5 separate regions of the Homo sapiens genome follow, and regions 1, 2, 4 and 5 are each linked to region 3. A link is a contact called in ENCODE Hi-C or POLR2A ChIA-PET data. All regions are on one chromosome and are shown on one strand. Each heading gives the region's core, a stretch centred on a gene start or an enhancer-like site at or near the end of the contact. The rest is flanking DNA. Distances are from core to core; before and after follow the strand shown. Region 1 holds the start of C6orf52 (chromosome 6 open reading frame 52). Region 2 holds the start of TMEM14B-DT (TMEM14B divergent transcript). Region 3 holds the start of CAGE1 (cancer antigen 1). Region 4 holds the start of ECI2 (enoyl-CoA delta isomerase 2). Region 5 holds the start of PRP4K (pre-mRNA processing factor kinase PRP4K).

What was found. Hi-C counts contacts between places; a loop is a spot of excess contacts on that map. ChIA-PET counts read pairs that join two places held with the same protein, here RNA polymerase II (POLR2A). Pooled maps may share reads with other maps.
Region 1: a loop to region 3 is called in a map of CD8-positive, alpha-beta T cell, with 16 times the contacts of the local background. The contact joins the promoter of C6orf52 here to the promoter of CAGE1 in region 3. A Hi-C loop is called at or near these places in 2 of 168 maps with a recorded cell type or tissue (both CD8-positive, alpha-beta T cell) and 11 of 50 pooled maps.
Region 2: a loop to region 3 is called in a pooled map, with 17 times the contacts of the local background. The contact joins the promoter of TMEM14B-DT here to the promoter of CAGE1 in region 3. A Hi-C loop is called at or near these places in 9 of 50 pooled maps.
Region 4: a map of CD4-positive, alpha-beta memory T cell shows a loop between it and region 3 (9-fold over the local background). The contact joins the promoter of ECI2 here to the promoter of CAGE1 in region 3. A Hi-C loop is called at or near these places in 1 of 168 maps with a recorded cell type or tissue (CD4-positive, alpha-beta memory T cell) and 7 of 50 pooled maps. POLR2A ChIA-PET finds 5 or more read pairs at or near these places in 1 of 52 experiments (CD4-positive, alpha-beta T cell).
Region 5: a loop to region 3 is called in a pooled map, with 7 times the contacts of the local background. The contact joins the promoter of PRP4K here to the promoter of CAGE1 in region 3. A Hi-C loop is called at or near these places in 1 of 37 single-sample maps with no recorded cell type and 6 of 50 pooled maps. POLR2A ChIA-PET finds 5 or more read pairs at or near these places in 1 of 52 experiments (activated T-cell).

What each region holds. Positions count from the first base shown.
Region 1 is chr6:10,693,339-10,696,038 of GRCh38, forward strand. C6orf52 (chromosome 6 open reading frame 52) reads right to left here and starts at 1,278. Exons shown (of 5, transcript NM_001145020.3): 1 at 1,156-1,278. PAK1IP1 (PAK1 interacting protein 1) reads left to right here and starts at 1,634. Exons shown (of 10, transcript NM_017906.3): 1 at 1,634-1,731. The coding sequence starts at 1,648. RefSeq lists enhancers at 1,192-1,241, 1,250-1,852, 1,282-1,661.
Region 2 is chr6:10,746,175-10,748,874 of GRCh38, forward strand. It overlaps TMEM14B-DT (TMEM14B divergent transcript), which reads right to left and starts at 1,410. Exons shown (of 2, transcript NR_187231.1): 1 at 1,287-1,410. It overlaps TMEM14B (transmembrane protein 14B), which reads left to right and starts at 1,631. Exons shown (of 6, transcript NM_030969.5): 1 at 1,631-1,707. RefSeq lists an enhancer at 1,191-1,240 and silencers at 1,361-1,590, 1,425-1,645, 1,601-1,660.
Region 3 is chr6:7,388,329-7,391,028 of GRCh38, forward strand. CAGE1 (cancer antigen 1) reads right to left here and starts at 1,414. Exons shown (of 14, transcript NM_001170692.2): 1 at 874-1,414. It overlaps RIOK1 (RIO kinase 1), which reads left to right and starts at 1,480. Exons shown (of 17, transcript NM_031480.3): 1 at 1,480-1,745. The coding sequence starts at 1,675. RefSeq lists enhancers at 1,093-1,152, 1,163-1,212, 1,343-1,762, 1,366-2,152.
Region 4 is chr6:4,134,190-4,136,946 of GRCh38, forward strand. It overlaps ECI2 (enoyl-CoA delta isomerase 2), which reads right to left and starts at 1,386. Exons shown (of 10, transcript NM_206836.3): 1 at 1,322-1,386. The coding sequence starts at 1,371. It overlaps ECI2-DT (ECI2 divergent transcript), which reads left to right and starts at 1,883. Exons shown (of 4, transcript NR_103764.1): 1 at 1,883-2,059. RefSeq lists silencers at 1,432-1,571, 1,732-1,941.
Region 5 is chr6:4,019,945-4,022,644 of GRCh38, forward strand. PRP4K (pre-mRNA processing factor kinase PRP4K) reads left to right here and starts at 1,356. Exons shown (of 15, transcript NM_003913.5): 1 at 1,356-1,522. The coding sequence starts at 1,482. It overlaps LOC124901245 (a long non-coding RNA gene), which reads right to left and starts at 1,223. Exons shown (of 2, transcript XR_007059415.1): 1 at 1-1,223. RefSeq lists enhancers at 1,187-1,496, 2,539-2,598.

The DNA of each region.
Region 1 (2,700 bases), core at 28-2,527, 3.3 Mb after region 3:
AGATCTTTTGTCTCCATGCTGACTTTTCTTCGTGTCACCAATTATCTATTTCTAACAATAACAAGGTCTTTTCTGCACTGCAGTGACAACCAAAGCATCCCAAATGAAATCATTTCTGCAAGACCCAAACTAGCCTCTATTAACACGTACTAACAATTCAGAACACCAGAGAAGAAAAGTTATTGGAAACAAAAGGGTCTAAGCGCTGAAGCACTGTATCGCACTTGAAATGGAGGCTGAAGATTTGAGAAGGATGGACTATGCATCTTGTTTACCAAATGACCTACTACGGTGTTTATGAGAACTATACGAACCAAGATTTACTCTGTTGGGAGCTTGTAGGAAAGCTGTAATGTCTAAGACATACCTGAATCTCTAAACCTTATTAAATAAAACTTTTTTTTTCTTTGAAAGGGGGCCTGGCTCGTCCCCCAGACTGGAATGCAGTGGAGCGATCTCGGCTCACTGCAGCCTCGACCTCCTGGGCTCAAGCAATCCTCCCACCTCAGCCTTCCGAGTTGCTGAGGCCACAGGCGGGCGTCGCCATGCTGGGCTAATTTATAACATTTTTGTAGAGACGGCATCAAAATATGTTGCTCAGGCTCACTTTGTTTTCCCAACTCTCAAATGAAGGCTCTGGCCGGGCGCTGTGGCTCACGCCTGCAATCCCAGCAACTTTGGGAGGTCGAGGCAAGCGGATCACCTGCGGTCGGGAGTTCAAAACCAGCCTAGCCAACATGGAGAAACCCTGTCTCTACTAAAAAATACAAAATTAGCCAGGCGTGGTGGCGTATGCCTGTAATCCCAGCTACTCGGGAGGCTGAGGCAGGAGAATTGCTTGAACCCGGGAGGCAGAGGTTGCGGTGAGCCGAAATCGCGCCACCGGACTCCAGCCTGGGCAAAAAGAGCGAAACTCCGTCTCAAAAAAAAAAAAAAAAAAATGAAGGCTCACTGCTCCCTCCCCAGGAGGTGCCGCAACCTTGGCCAATACAGCCCCAGAGTTAGACAAGCAGACAGAGAAAGTGTGCAGGGCTGGGGTTCTGGCCCGGGCAGACGGGAACGCGGACACATCTAGCACTCCGAGTCCGTCAAGGCAGCGCGAGCGCTGCGCCGCTGGAACAAGTCACCGCGAACCCTAATCCCACCCCTCCTTACCCTATTAACGACAGAAAGCCTCGTTCCGCTGGTCCCTGAACAAAAACTCCTACCCTACTAGTACACAGCCCACAACAATGCACGCTGCCGGCGCTACAGCCCCTAAGCAACCGGCCGGAAGTCGGCCCCACCTCCTCCTGATGTCACGGAAATGAAGGGCTTCGCAGAGGATGTCCCGCCCGCTCCCTTCAGACGGGCGTAGCTGGCACCTTCCTGAGATATGCCTGCTTGCCCCCGATTTTTTTCTCCTTGCAGTGAGAACCTCCTCATGTGGCATCTTTACTTATTCTCTTCTTGGAAAATCCATGTGACCTCCCCGCGCTTAAAGTGTTTCCACGTTACAGGCGACTTAAAGGCAGCCCTGGAGCCTGACGTATAATTCGAGCGCCGATGCAGAAAGGAGTCAGGTGTTTTTTTTTTTTTTTTTTTGGTTTCCGGTTCTGTCACCTCCAGGCTGAGCCGGGCTGGCGGAAGAGGCACGTGCGCTGCTGAATGGAGCTGGTCGCTGGTTGCTACGAGCAGGTCCTCTTTGGGTTCGCTGTACACCCGGAGCCCGAGGCTTGCGGCGACCACGAGGTGAGATACCGCGTAGTTAGAGACAGTCGGAGGCGGGGCCGGGAAGGTCGGGTTTGGTTCCTACACAGCAGAGGTGAACATTGGAGCGCCTGCTGTTCACTGGATGATTTGATGAATCAAACCTAAGAGACTTAAGAGAAAAGCTAACCTTTTAAACCGTAGAATGGACATTTTATCAAAATGAGGCAATATCTGCCTTTTCTAGTAGACAAAAGGTCCACGGGACACAAAGGAAACCGGCATTTCTGCATACGGACAAATGAGTCGTAGATTGTGGATTTAAGGATCGATCCCATAAGTTGACAGTATTCAGAATTTAATGAAAGAAGATCTCGCTCTTTTGCTGAATTTCTGCCCTGGAATTTTACAAATTACTAGAACTAGATTAGGATAAATCCCTTATAGGTAAAGCGATACCAATTCATTATTTGTTGGGAACTTATGGCGAGCTGGGCGGTGGAGATGCAAAGATGCTGGAGGTATGGATCTTGCCTTAGAGACGTTGCCTACATAAGGGGTGGAGGACTGAGGAGACGCATAGATGGAGAGAAATTACAGCAGAATATGATATTACTAGATGTGTGAATAGATAAAAAGGTCAAATAAATTATCAGTAGTCAAATAGGTAGATAGGACTATACTCACGACTAGGAATCCGACCTCCTAACATCTAGCTCACTTTTATTCTTGAAGCAATTCTAAGCATTTTCTAGAAAATTGAGTACAGTACTTCTTTATGAAGTCAAGGCGTCGGTCTTTAATTATCCAGAAAATTTGGAAGTATATCACTTGGCCTATTGCTTTCGTTTATTTTGTTTCCTACTCCAGTTATTTGCTCTTTGTCTTTGGCTGAAAAGTGATGTGTTTTGAATAGTCAAAGATGATGCTATTTAATTTTTTTTTTTTGTAGTGAAATTACTTAACTGTGTTCCAGACACACAGTAGTCCTCACAGCAACCCTCTGAGGAG
Region 2 (2,700 bases), core at 160-2,659, 3.4 Mb after region 3:
CAAAGCCTCTTTGTGGGAAAAACAAAACAAAACACCCAAACCTACTGATAGGCCTCAGTGACCAAAGACTAGAAACTTAACATTCCCTGACATAATTTTGATTACACCCTTTTGACACATTTGTGTTCCAGGGTTCCGATAATTCAGTGGGCCCCCAGTGAAGAGCTAAGCTATCTCCTAACAACGTTAATGCCAACTAGAAATATTCCCAAACACAAATCATTGATTGTTTTACTCTGGTACTAATTGAAATAGAGCAGAAACCAATTTCTTTAATTTATTTTATGACATGTTTTGATGGACTTTACCTACACAGAAGAGCTATGTGTTCTGGTTGAGGAACGACACTGCAAGAAGCAGCATATGGTAGAATTAAGGACGCAGGCTTTGACATTAGACCTTACTTTAAATAATAGCTCTACCAGTGACCAGGACTGTAGGTAATTTAATTCTCTGAGGTTCAGCCTCTTCAAGTATAAGGTGGGGAAGGGCTCGAGGATCATGGTGGATGATCCTAATTAAGGTTTGAGGCTTGCACCTGCATAGGGAAGAATGAGTCCCTAAAGCCATTCCCTGCTGGTTAAGACAAGTCTCATTAATTGTTCAGGAAAGTCTTCAATTAAATTGAAGGTCTGGCATACTGCAATTCCTGCAAGTTCTTAGTTATTATCAGCTCTGGCTGGTTAGAAGCAGCTATGATAAACACGGGCTTCAATTTAGCTATCTGGAAGGTAGGTGCTGCTGCAAGTGGAAAGTTTGTCTTTAAGAATATGCGCTGCAATTTGCTTTATTCACTGATGATTATATTGATCGGAGTTGTCTATGTTGATACTTGTAGGGGATGAAGGAGAGGGAGAAGTCAACGATGACAGCAAATTTTAGTGTAGAGCAACTGAGCGAATGGTGGTGCAGGAAACACAGAAGAGGAGCGGCTCGGAAGTGGGAATGGAGATAACATCATACTGTGGACATTCGGAATCCACAGAGCTGCGTGGAAATCAGATTTAACTTGCTCTCTCTCCCCATTTAAGATGCTTCTCAAGTAGCCTCACTCCCTAAAACAAACGGATATTTGGCATTGCGCCACATTATTCTGCAGCTGCCATATTTTCTTGCAGGTGGAAGGCAGGCCCTTCCTGGTGTAAACAAACAAGATCGGGCCAGAGTGACAATCCTCCCTGATGGCCCGCACCTGGTTTATACCCTCTATTAATGGGGTCCTTCAAAATCATCAGATGCCCTCCTCCCGCAGCGGTGGCCTCCACCTCTGGCCTGGCCCAGCTTACGTGGTCCAGCTTGTGCAAGATCCAATTCCAACTCCGGGTTTCCGGCTTTTGGCCACTCAGGATTGGACCTGGGACTGGAGCTGGTCGGCCCTGCAGGTGCTGGGCCTGGGGACTGAGGAAGCACAGAGATTCCCCGCCCGGTTCCCCGCCAACGGCGCTAGCCGCGATGCCCCGCCTCACTCCCCGCCCCCGGGATGCAGGGCGCGTGCTGGTAATCCGCGGCTCAAGCCCCGCCCCCACTGTCCCCATTCTCCGCTCACCTCTCTCCAAGGACACTGCGCACGCGCCACGACGTCCCGCCTTTCTCCCCGCCCTGCCGCGGCCCCGGGGCGCAGCGCGCACGCAATCGCGTTTCCGGAGAGACCTGGCTGCTGTGTCCCGCGGCTTGCGCTCCGTAGTGGACTCCGCGGGCCTTCGGCAGGTCGGTGCAGGTCTTTGGAGAGTATTGTTTTTATTTTCTGCCACTTTTAACTTTTAGGGATTATTTAGGAGTTTCACGGCCGTCTGCTTTTCGTCCCCCCGATTCAGCGGGCCTTTATGCCGTGTGGTCGGTGCTTTTCTCCTTGGGTATTTTCTGCTTGTCTTAAAAGAGGCTGTGGATGCTCGGAGCACCTGAGCTCCTGAGGCAAAGGCTTACCCTTGTAGCATAGTGTTGCCTCGTTTCCTGGTGGTTTTGTTGCTCCAGCTCTTTAAAAGCCTCCCTTACTCAGTGCCGCCTCGAGTTAAGAACTGTGGGCAAGATCCCAAGCCCGCTGCCCTTCCCCGTTTTATGGGAAATTAATTCTTTCTTTTTTTGGGGGGTGGGGAGGGGTTCTCGCTGTGTCGCCCAGCCTGGAGTGCAGTAGCCTGAATATGTCTTATTGCAGCCTCTGCCTCCTGGGCTCAAGCCATCCTCCCACCTCAGCCTCCCAAGTAGCTGGGATTACAGGTGCATGCCATCATGCCCGATTTGTGTGTGTGTGTGTGTGTTTTAATAGAATATGGGTTTCACCATGTTGACCAAGCTGTTCTCGAACTCCTAACCTCAGGTAATCCGCCTGCCTGGGCCTCCCAAAGTACTGGGATTACAGGCGTGAGCCACTTTGCCTGGCCTAATTCTTTAAACAGAATAAACGGCGTATGCATTGCTTTCCATCTTGTTAGGTTCACTGCATACAGAATACTTTTCTGTAAGAAAATAGGAGCTGTTTTTCCAAGGGTGCAATGTCACATGTGATTCTGACTTGAGTTTCCGTGTATTTTACCCTCCCCTTCTGCCCTCCTAACGAGAACTGTGAGTTGGATGCAGAAGTTTCTAAAAAAAAAAATTGAGTATTGAAATTGGCTGTTGCATCAGTGAAGAAAAGCAACATCCCTACCACCCCTCAAAAGAGACATTAAAGTAGTTGGATTAAGGGCACGGGAGTATTTGCTT
Region 3 (2,700 bases), core at 164-2,663:
TGCTTCTCTCCTAAAACCTTCCCATCTACCCATTCATCTATTTTCAAAATTCCTACAATGTCTTCAGTCTCTAAATCTCTATCTTACAATTCAGCACTTGGTGATTTCGTTTACTGTTTTAGAGCTTCACCACTGTTTCAAGGGTGTTAGTGTTTGTGTTTACAGATCATAAATGTCTTGAGAGGAGCATACTTAGGGCTTTCCAATATCCCCTACTGCAAATGGACCAGTGCTGTCTACACAGCAAATATTGATTGAATAAAACCTGCATTCCAATGACTTATTTCTATCAAGCTCTTTCAATTTATAGTCATTACTCATCTGCCTGGATTCTTTTATTGAATTTCTGAATGAATAGTTTATTGAAAATTAGTTGTTTTCAAACCTATGTCATCACTTGGTAAAATATAAAAAAGTAAGCCAAGCAGACCAGTCAGGATCAGTGAAAGGCCCAACTTTATGCTCACTTCTCCCTTGTCTTTCAAATAATGCTGCCTGGATTGTGGTGAGATCTGAAAAATTCTTGCTTTGTTTTCCCAATGCAAAAAAGCGCAAAGGCCTTGTTTCTTAGTTTTCTTGTTTGTGAACCCAGCACTTCCAATTACATTTCTACAACTTTGTTCATCCCTCATGTGGCACTGCACAATCTGCCAGTTTACCTTTTTAATTTAAAGTTAGACTATTTTTTCCATCTTTCATTTGTCCTTACAGGTTTATGTTGGATTTTTAACATATTTATCAAATGTTTGAATAGATGTTCCAGAGACATTCTAAAGCTGTTTTAAGATAGGAGTTAAAAGAGGTGTCACGGGAGTTACTCGCAAAAACTATAGTTTTGTTTAAAAGCTTTTTCAGTTGTAAGACAAACTTTACCTTTTTAAAAAGCACTTATCTCATTCATTTTTCACCTCAAAACGAGACACCAAACTTTTTAAGACACAAAAGTGTGCTCACTTCCAGGATCCATAGTTTCTTGGACCCACGCTACGGACCTGGCTCTCCCTCCCTCTGCACCGGGTTTTGTGGGAGGGAGAACGCTTTCCAACCTCCTCCACCAAGGACTCTCACAAACTCGCAATCGGGCTCCCGGAGTGCTGGAACGCCCCTGTGTGACGTCCGCCCGCGCCGGGGGAACTCCGCAGAGACAGGTGCAGCCCGCGAGGCCCGAGCGACCCTACTGTGGGTGCGGTGTCTTCCCAGAGAGTGGTGAAGTTAGGAAGGTACGACCCCCTAGGCCGAACAGCCTGTGGGCTAGCTGGCGCCTCCTGCCGCAGTAAACACAAAGTGGGGTACAGAAACGAAAACTCCGGGAAGAAACGGCCAGCACGGGCCTCGCCGTGCCGGCTACTCAACACGCCTTCCTGAGAGCACAGAACATCCACAGCCCTATACAGCGCGCCATCCAGAGAGCTCCGGACTCCCAGCTCGGCGCAGGGGCGGGACTTCCGCTCAAGTCAGACTTCCGGGCGAGGCGGTGAGGGGCTTCCGGTTGGGGTGGCAGGGTGGTGGATCTGTCGGTCCCGTTTTCCCGTCGCACGTGGTGGCCACTGTTGGCTTCTGAATGGTTTGCAAGGCGGATATCCACGCCAAGGCCTTTGGATCGGCCGTGGGTACATCCGTCTGAGCCGTTCCTTTCCATCGCAGAGCGGCGGCCTCCGGCGGCGCTCTCCAGTCATGGACTACCGGCGGCTTCTCATGAGCCGGGTGGTCCCCGGGCAATTCGACGACGCGGACTCCTCTGACAGGTAGGCGGCCGTACAGTGCCCTGGCTCTGGGTACGGCTCTCTCCTTGACCGCCCCCTTGGGGTGTGGACTCTTGTTTGCGGTTTAGAGGGAGACTAGTGGTTCATCACTCAGCGTCTCTCTTGACAACCCTTTGCCTGTTTCTGCATCCCAGCTGGGTTTTTCTCCCAGTTCACGCGGCAGAGTTAAGTGAAAGCTACTTGTCAAGGGAGTCTGCGGTTCTCAGGTCGGTTAGCGTCACTGGGAGGCAGAGTTGGGGATAGCGATTAGGAAACATGGGTTTTTGCGTTTTAACCACATTTAGCGTTCAACAAATACTTACTAAGCACTTAATATGTACCACGTTCTGTCCTGGGCGCCGGAGGTAACAAGAAGAACCAACTTCCTGCTGTCATGGAACTTTACCTTCTACGTGAAAGAGAGGGCACACCATTTAAAAACCAAATAATGATGTAGACTATGCAAATCGTTTGATATACCAAGTGGTGACTGAATGGGTAGGGAAAGGTTAAGTCCAGATTTGAATGACAAGGAGCTAATCCTGGCAAGAGCAGAGGGAACAGCATTTCACACAGAAGGGACAGCAAGAGCAAAGGCCCCGAGGCCAGAGTGCCTAGAGCACAGTGGAGGTAGTTGAGAAGATTGGTAGGGTGATAGAGAAGTAAGAAGGGGGGCCAGATCATGGAGACCTTTACAAGTGATGGTGAAAAGTTCAGATATTAATGTGGGTCTTATGGAAAGCCATAGGAGGGATTTTAGCAGAAGAATGACATTATTTGCTTGGTGATTTAAAGGAATCATTCTTTCTAGGTAGATGATGTTCATGGAGGGTGGGAGTGGAACAGAGAGACCAGTTCAAAAATAATAAGGTAATCAGATTCAAAGATGGTGGGGACTAGAGCCCAGATCCTAAAGATATGTCTTGGAGGTAGAAGTGGCAGCGTTTGGTGGTAGACT
Region 4 (2,757 bases), core at 136-2,635, 3.3 Mb before region 3:
CACACAGGTGGAAGGAGGGGAGAATGGATGTGAACATACAAGAAATATTCAAAAGAACACACGAGCAGTTGCTGGCATTCCAGATAGAGCCACAGCCTTCTCAGCAGATGGGAGGGAATCTACCTGCAGTGGAAGGGAGTCAGTGAAGGGGGCTCAGCAGGCGTGCCCCTTTCTATGGGTATGTTTAACCAGCCAGCCAGGAACAGAGCAGAAACAGCAACCACCGCGGGGGTGATCAGCACGTTTTTAAGCACACATAGTGAGCGGGGGTGGGGTGGCAAACTTGAATGCACAGGACTCAGGCCACAAGCTAAAAATGGAGTTCACGACGATGACACTGAATAATAGAGTTAATGGCAAAAAAGATGATTAAAATAATACAGGTTACAAAGCCCAAACCTAACACACAAACACAATTATGTAACTCGAAAATGGTGCAATGAACTCTAGGTTCAAACTTTGGACTATTAGTAACTGATTCAGTAAGATCAGCCTAGAGTAAGTTTTACATTAAAATGATTTTCTGTAAAGGGAAAAACTGCATCTTATATGGCAAATTCCACGTAGAAAACGAAAGAAAAATTTAAAATATCCACAGAAAGCCGAAATGTACAAGTTTCCACAAAATGTGGAACAAATTTATTTTTAAATAAAGCGTGAGTTTTAAAAACAAATAGCAAAAACACGACCATTTAAGAAAATACATAAAGTCGGGAAAATCACTCATAATTCTACCACTTCAAGGCCACCACCGTGTTTCGGTTTTGTTCCCTATGCACAGATTCGTGCGGGTTCCCGGGACCCCAGGGAGGTGCAGCGTGCTTCTTAGCCGTTACTCTGTACCCGGCCATTTCACTTTATAGCATACGTGTTCTCCAAGAAGCAGAGTGTTAAGTCCACACGAGTGATAACGGCTTGCGTTTACCTCGCTTTTAGCAAGCGACGCTTTGCACCCCAGAAGCAGCCCGGCTGGGAAGTGCAGGCCCGGGTGCTCAGCTGGGGCGGCTCACCCGCCCGGAGTCCGGCCCCAGGAGGATGGGAGCGTGCGCGGAGGCAGGCGGAGACCTTGGGGACTGCTGACAGGGAACCATAGCCCTGACCTCCCGACGCGCCCATCCTGACCACTCCGGGCCCAGCGGTGCAGGAGGGCGCGCGTGAGGTCGTCACTTTTTAGCACTACCTCACCGGAAAACCAGCAAAGCAAAATCCTGTTGCCACCTAGACAATAGGGAAGGAGGGTCTTCCAACGGCGGCGACCTTCGCCTGGACAGCGGTATCCTGCGGGCGACCATGGGCCGAACGGCCGGGACTCCAAGCTTACCTCGGACACGAACGCCGCGCCAGTCTCCAAGCCAAGTACGCCATCGCCATCCCTTGGGCGGCTCTAGGGCTGCGGGGGCTCGGGGGTGGGGCCGGGTCTCGGGGGCGGGGCCTAGCTCGGTCTGCGGGGGCTCGGGGGTGGGGCCGGGTCTCGGGGGTGGAGCCGGGACTCGGGGGCGGGGCCTAGGCTCCCGGGCTGCGGGGGCTCGGGGGTGGGGCCGGGGCTTGGGTGCGGGGCGGGGCCGAGAGCAGAGCCCAGGCAGGAGCCTGGGGCATGGGCGGGGCCAGGGTTGGGGCGGGGCCAGGCTGAGAGCGTAGCCACGCCGCATTCGCCATCGCTAGCCCGTGGCCTCCTCTGGGGCTGCGGGGGCTCGGGGGTGGGGCCGGGGGGGTCGGTGCGTGGGCGGGGCGGGAGCTCTAGGCGGTTAGGAGTCGGGGCTCAGATGCGGGGGCGGGGCCGGAGCGAGGCCGGGTATCACCCGGGAGTGGAGGAAGTGCGGGGGGTTCGCGGCGCGGGGAGGGTGATCCCGGGAGGACTTGCGCGGCGCGTGGGGCGGGGCACAGATGCTCCCCGGCCTGGCTCCGAGTAACTGCGAGCTGGAGGCGCGGCTGCTCTCTCGGGCGGACCTCAGCTCTGCGAACCCTGTGGCTGCCGGAGCACTGAGCGCCCTGCCCGGAGTCCCGCGGAGCCTGGCGAGGAGGGGTCGCTGCATCCCGAGGGCCAGCCCTGAGCCGGGAGGTGGGGTAACAATTGAGGGCGTATGCTTAAAAGCTGCTAGGTCATGCATCCCCAAATCGAAGGTTTGCAGACCTGGTAGGACGCCTGGGGGTCAGAAGTGATTTTTGGAGTACCCAAGTTTTTAGTGTCAGTGAAGAGTTTGTGGATATTTTTGAGTTCTGCTGAGGCATTTGCAAAGTATTTTCTTTGGGGAAGAATTCTTAAGAGTTGGAAGGGCCTTGGCTGTGTCACCTTGTCCAGTTCCCAGAGAACCAAAAAACAAAACAGAACAAAACGAAACAAAACCACCCCTCTAAATTCTGTGCCCAAGTTGTCCCATCCAAGCATGCCTAGGAGTTTTAGATTTATGTAGCTGACACCTGTGGACTACCTATAGTGAGCCAGGCTAATTGTAAGTCTTTGGACAACCCTGTAAGGAAAATGATATTGCCCTGTTGAGCTGATGTGGAAATTGCCCTGTTGAGCATATTGCCCTGTTGAGCTGATGTGGAAACTGAGACCCAGAAAGATTAATCAGGTGAATTCCCCAAAGACAGGAGGCTTGCAGGTGGGCAGAGTCCAAGTCTCAAGTAACTTTATCATTAAGTTTCATCAGGTAGATCTGGGTAATAGTGTAGATGGGGCAACACCAAAAGTCAAATAGAACAATTTGGGCTTATCCCAAAGAGATTTTTTTTTTTTTGAGATGGAGTTTCCGT
Region 5 (2,700 bases), core at 106-2,605, 3.4 Mb before region 3:
ACTACAGGCGCCACCACGCCGGCTAATTTTTTGTATTTTTAGCAGAGACGGAGTTTCGCTATGTTGGCCAGGCTGGACTCGAACTCTTGAGTTCAGGCAATCCGCCCGCCTCGGCCTCCCAAAGTGCTAGAGGATTGCAGGCGTGAGCCACCGCGCCCGGCCCTAACATTTCAAAACGTTTGGAATTCAGGCAACAAGAGACATTTTGTAAGAACATTTAAAACCCTTCTCCCCTGGAAATCAAGAGATATGTATGGAGTCTGGAGATTCCGAACTCAATTTTCTAGGACAAAGGCAAACTCAGATGATTACAAGAATGAAAGTGATCGTCACGCTGCTTCCAGGTTCCAAAGTATGGATAATTTTTTTTTTTTTTTTGAGATGGAATCTTGCTCTGTCGCCCAGGCTGGAGTGCAGTGGCGTGATCTCAGTGCAAACTCCGCCTCTCGGGTTCAAGCGATTCTCCTGCCTCAGCCTCCGGAGTAGCTGGGATTATAGGCGAGCGCCACCACGCCCAGCTAATTTTTTGTATTTTTAATAGAGACGGGGTTTCACCATGTTGGCCAGGCTGGTCTCCAAATCCTGGCCTCAGGTGATCCGCCCGCCTCGGCCTCCCAAGGTGCTGGGATTACAGGGGTGAGCCACAGCGCCAGGCGAGAAATATTTTTTTAAAGAGGAATTAAAGAACCTAATTGGTTTTGAGAGTTCTCCAAGAGCCAGTAAATGTTTTCCCCACAATATTCCATTCTACCCCATTACTGTAGAGTCGTTATAGAAGAAAACAAAATCACATAACGCAACTTGGGCCAAAAAACATTACACGTTCCAATTACGGAAATAACGAACTGAATCGTGTCACCCTTGAACTATGTAAAAGTTGAAAAGATGTTCAGTGTTAAATGTAGTAACAGTTCCACATTAAAAGATATTTACGTTCGAGTTTACAGTATTTAAAAATGCCTTTCTACACACTTTCCCGGGAAGTTAATGCCACTTCAGTTGAGCTGTCTAGCGAGATGGTTAAGCATTTACTGTGTCTCTAACACCGACCAGGGGAAAAATCATCAATTCGTTTGCCCGAGTTTAAGAGAATTTTCACCTAACTTCTAATCTCCACAGCCAATCAGTTCTTGGAACCGCACACCCGATGCCGACATCCCTCTCTTGTTGGCTCCCCTCGTTAGCGGGATTCAATAACTAAACGTCCATTTCTAGCATTGACTGAAGAGCTCAAGCTTGACACTCGACCTCAATCCTTAGCAGCACCGCCCACCATGCTCCCGGAAGCTGCGACACTACGCCCTGCGCTAGTCCCGGGACGTGGGGTTTTATATCCGGATTCTTAGCGCGGACTCAGAACCCAGCTCTTCCCTACACGGTCGGCACATGCGCGGCAGCTCTTTTCCTTCTTCCTCCACTTCCCCTACCCTCCACCGTCCGGGAGCCGCCGCCACCGCCGCCGAGGAGTCAGGAAGTTCAAGATGGCCGCCGCGGAGACCCAGTCGCTACGGGAGCAGCCAGAGTAAGTAGTCTCTGTGAGTGGGCCAGAAGCTGGAGCCCGGGGACTGCCGAGTGGGAGCTGCACGGGGTGGCGGGAAAGTTCGGGCCTAACGGCGAGAGTCAAACTTTGCTTTTTCCGGCGCGATTCGTTGTGGGGTGGGAGGCATGGGGAGCAGGCGGCCTTCGAGCTTCCTTCTCCCAGAGGCCGTGGCTGCTGGGGTGAAGGCGGCCGCGGCCTGCCGCGCGTCGTTGCCCCGGGAGGCGTAGGCGCGAGCGGCCTCTACAGGTCCGGTGCGCGTGGCGGCTGCCGCGGCAGTGAGGTCGCGCTTTCCTATGCCTCTTTTGGGGACCCATCTGAGCTCCCTGGCCGCAGCTCTTAGCGGCATCTGTGTTGGGGACACGAGGGTCAGTGGCAGCAGGCGGGCCAAGCCCTAAGTCTTTTCTTCCTCATGCGGTACCCCCAGTCGTCCTTTTACTGGTGTCAGTTTAGGACCTGAAAGCAGAGAGCGGAGGTGCTGGGGTCACACTCTCTGGCCATCCCAGAGCTAGTCTGTGGCTAGCGGGATACTTGATCTCGTCACCTTGTACTCTTTAGTCCAGCAGTCACCCAGTATTGTTTTGTTTTGTTTTGAGTGCCTACCGGCAGCTTTTTTACCAACTTGCAAACTTGAGGCAAAGTAAGATAGAGTCTTTGGTTTTGAGGCCTGGCATTTTTTTTTTTTTTTTTTTTTTGCCTGAGTTTATAACCCTTCTTTAGGAGGACGAGTGGAAGGAGTAGTGGGAATTGCTAGCTACTGCCAAACCACTTTATGTCTATAATTAAGCTAACATTAAGAATCCATGCGGCCAAATGAAAAATGAAAAAAAAAAAAATACGAGTGTATGCTGCAAAGGTTAACCATTGGTTAACTTAAAGCAGTATTTTGCTGTTCATGTCTATGTTAGGAAAACTCAAACAAGAACCTTAACAGAGAGAATGGATTTTACGGCAATGTTCCTATAGCGACCGTTTTTTTTTTTTGTTTTGTTTTTTGTTTTTTTTTGCATCTGCACTGTCTGATCTGTTTCCAGCCATCTTAGAAAGAGGTATAGTCTCCCAGCAACTTGTGACTGAGCGATAGAAGAAATCTTTGCCACCAGACAACCTGACACTTAATTGCTGTGCATCCAGTTTTGGGCTCCTCAATCATCTGCATTACT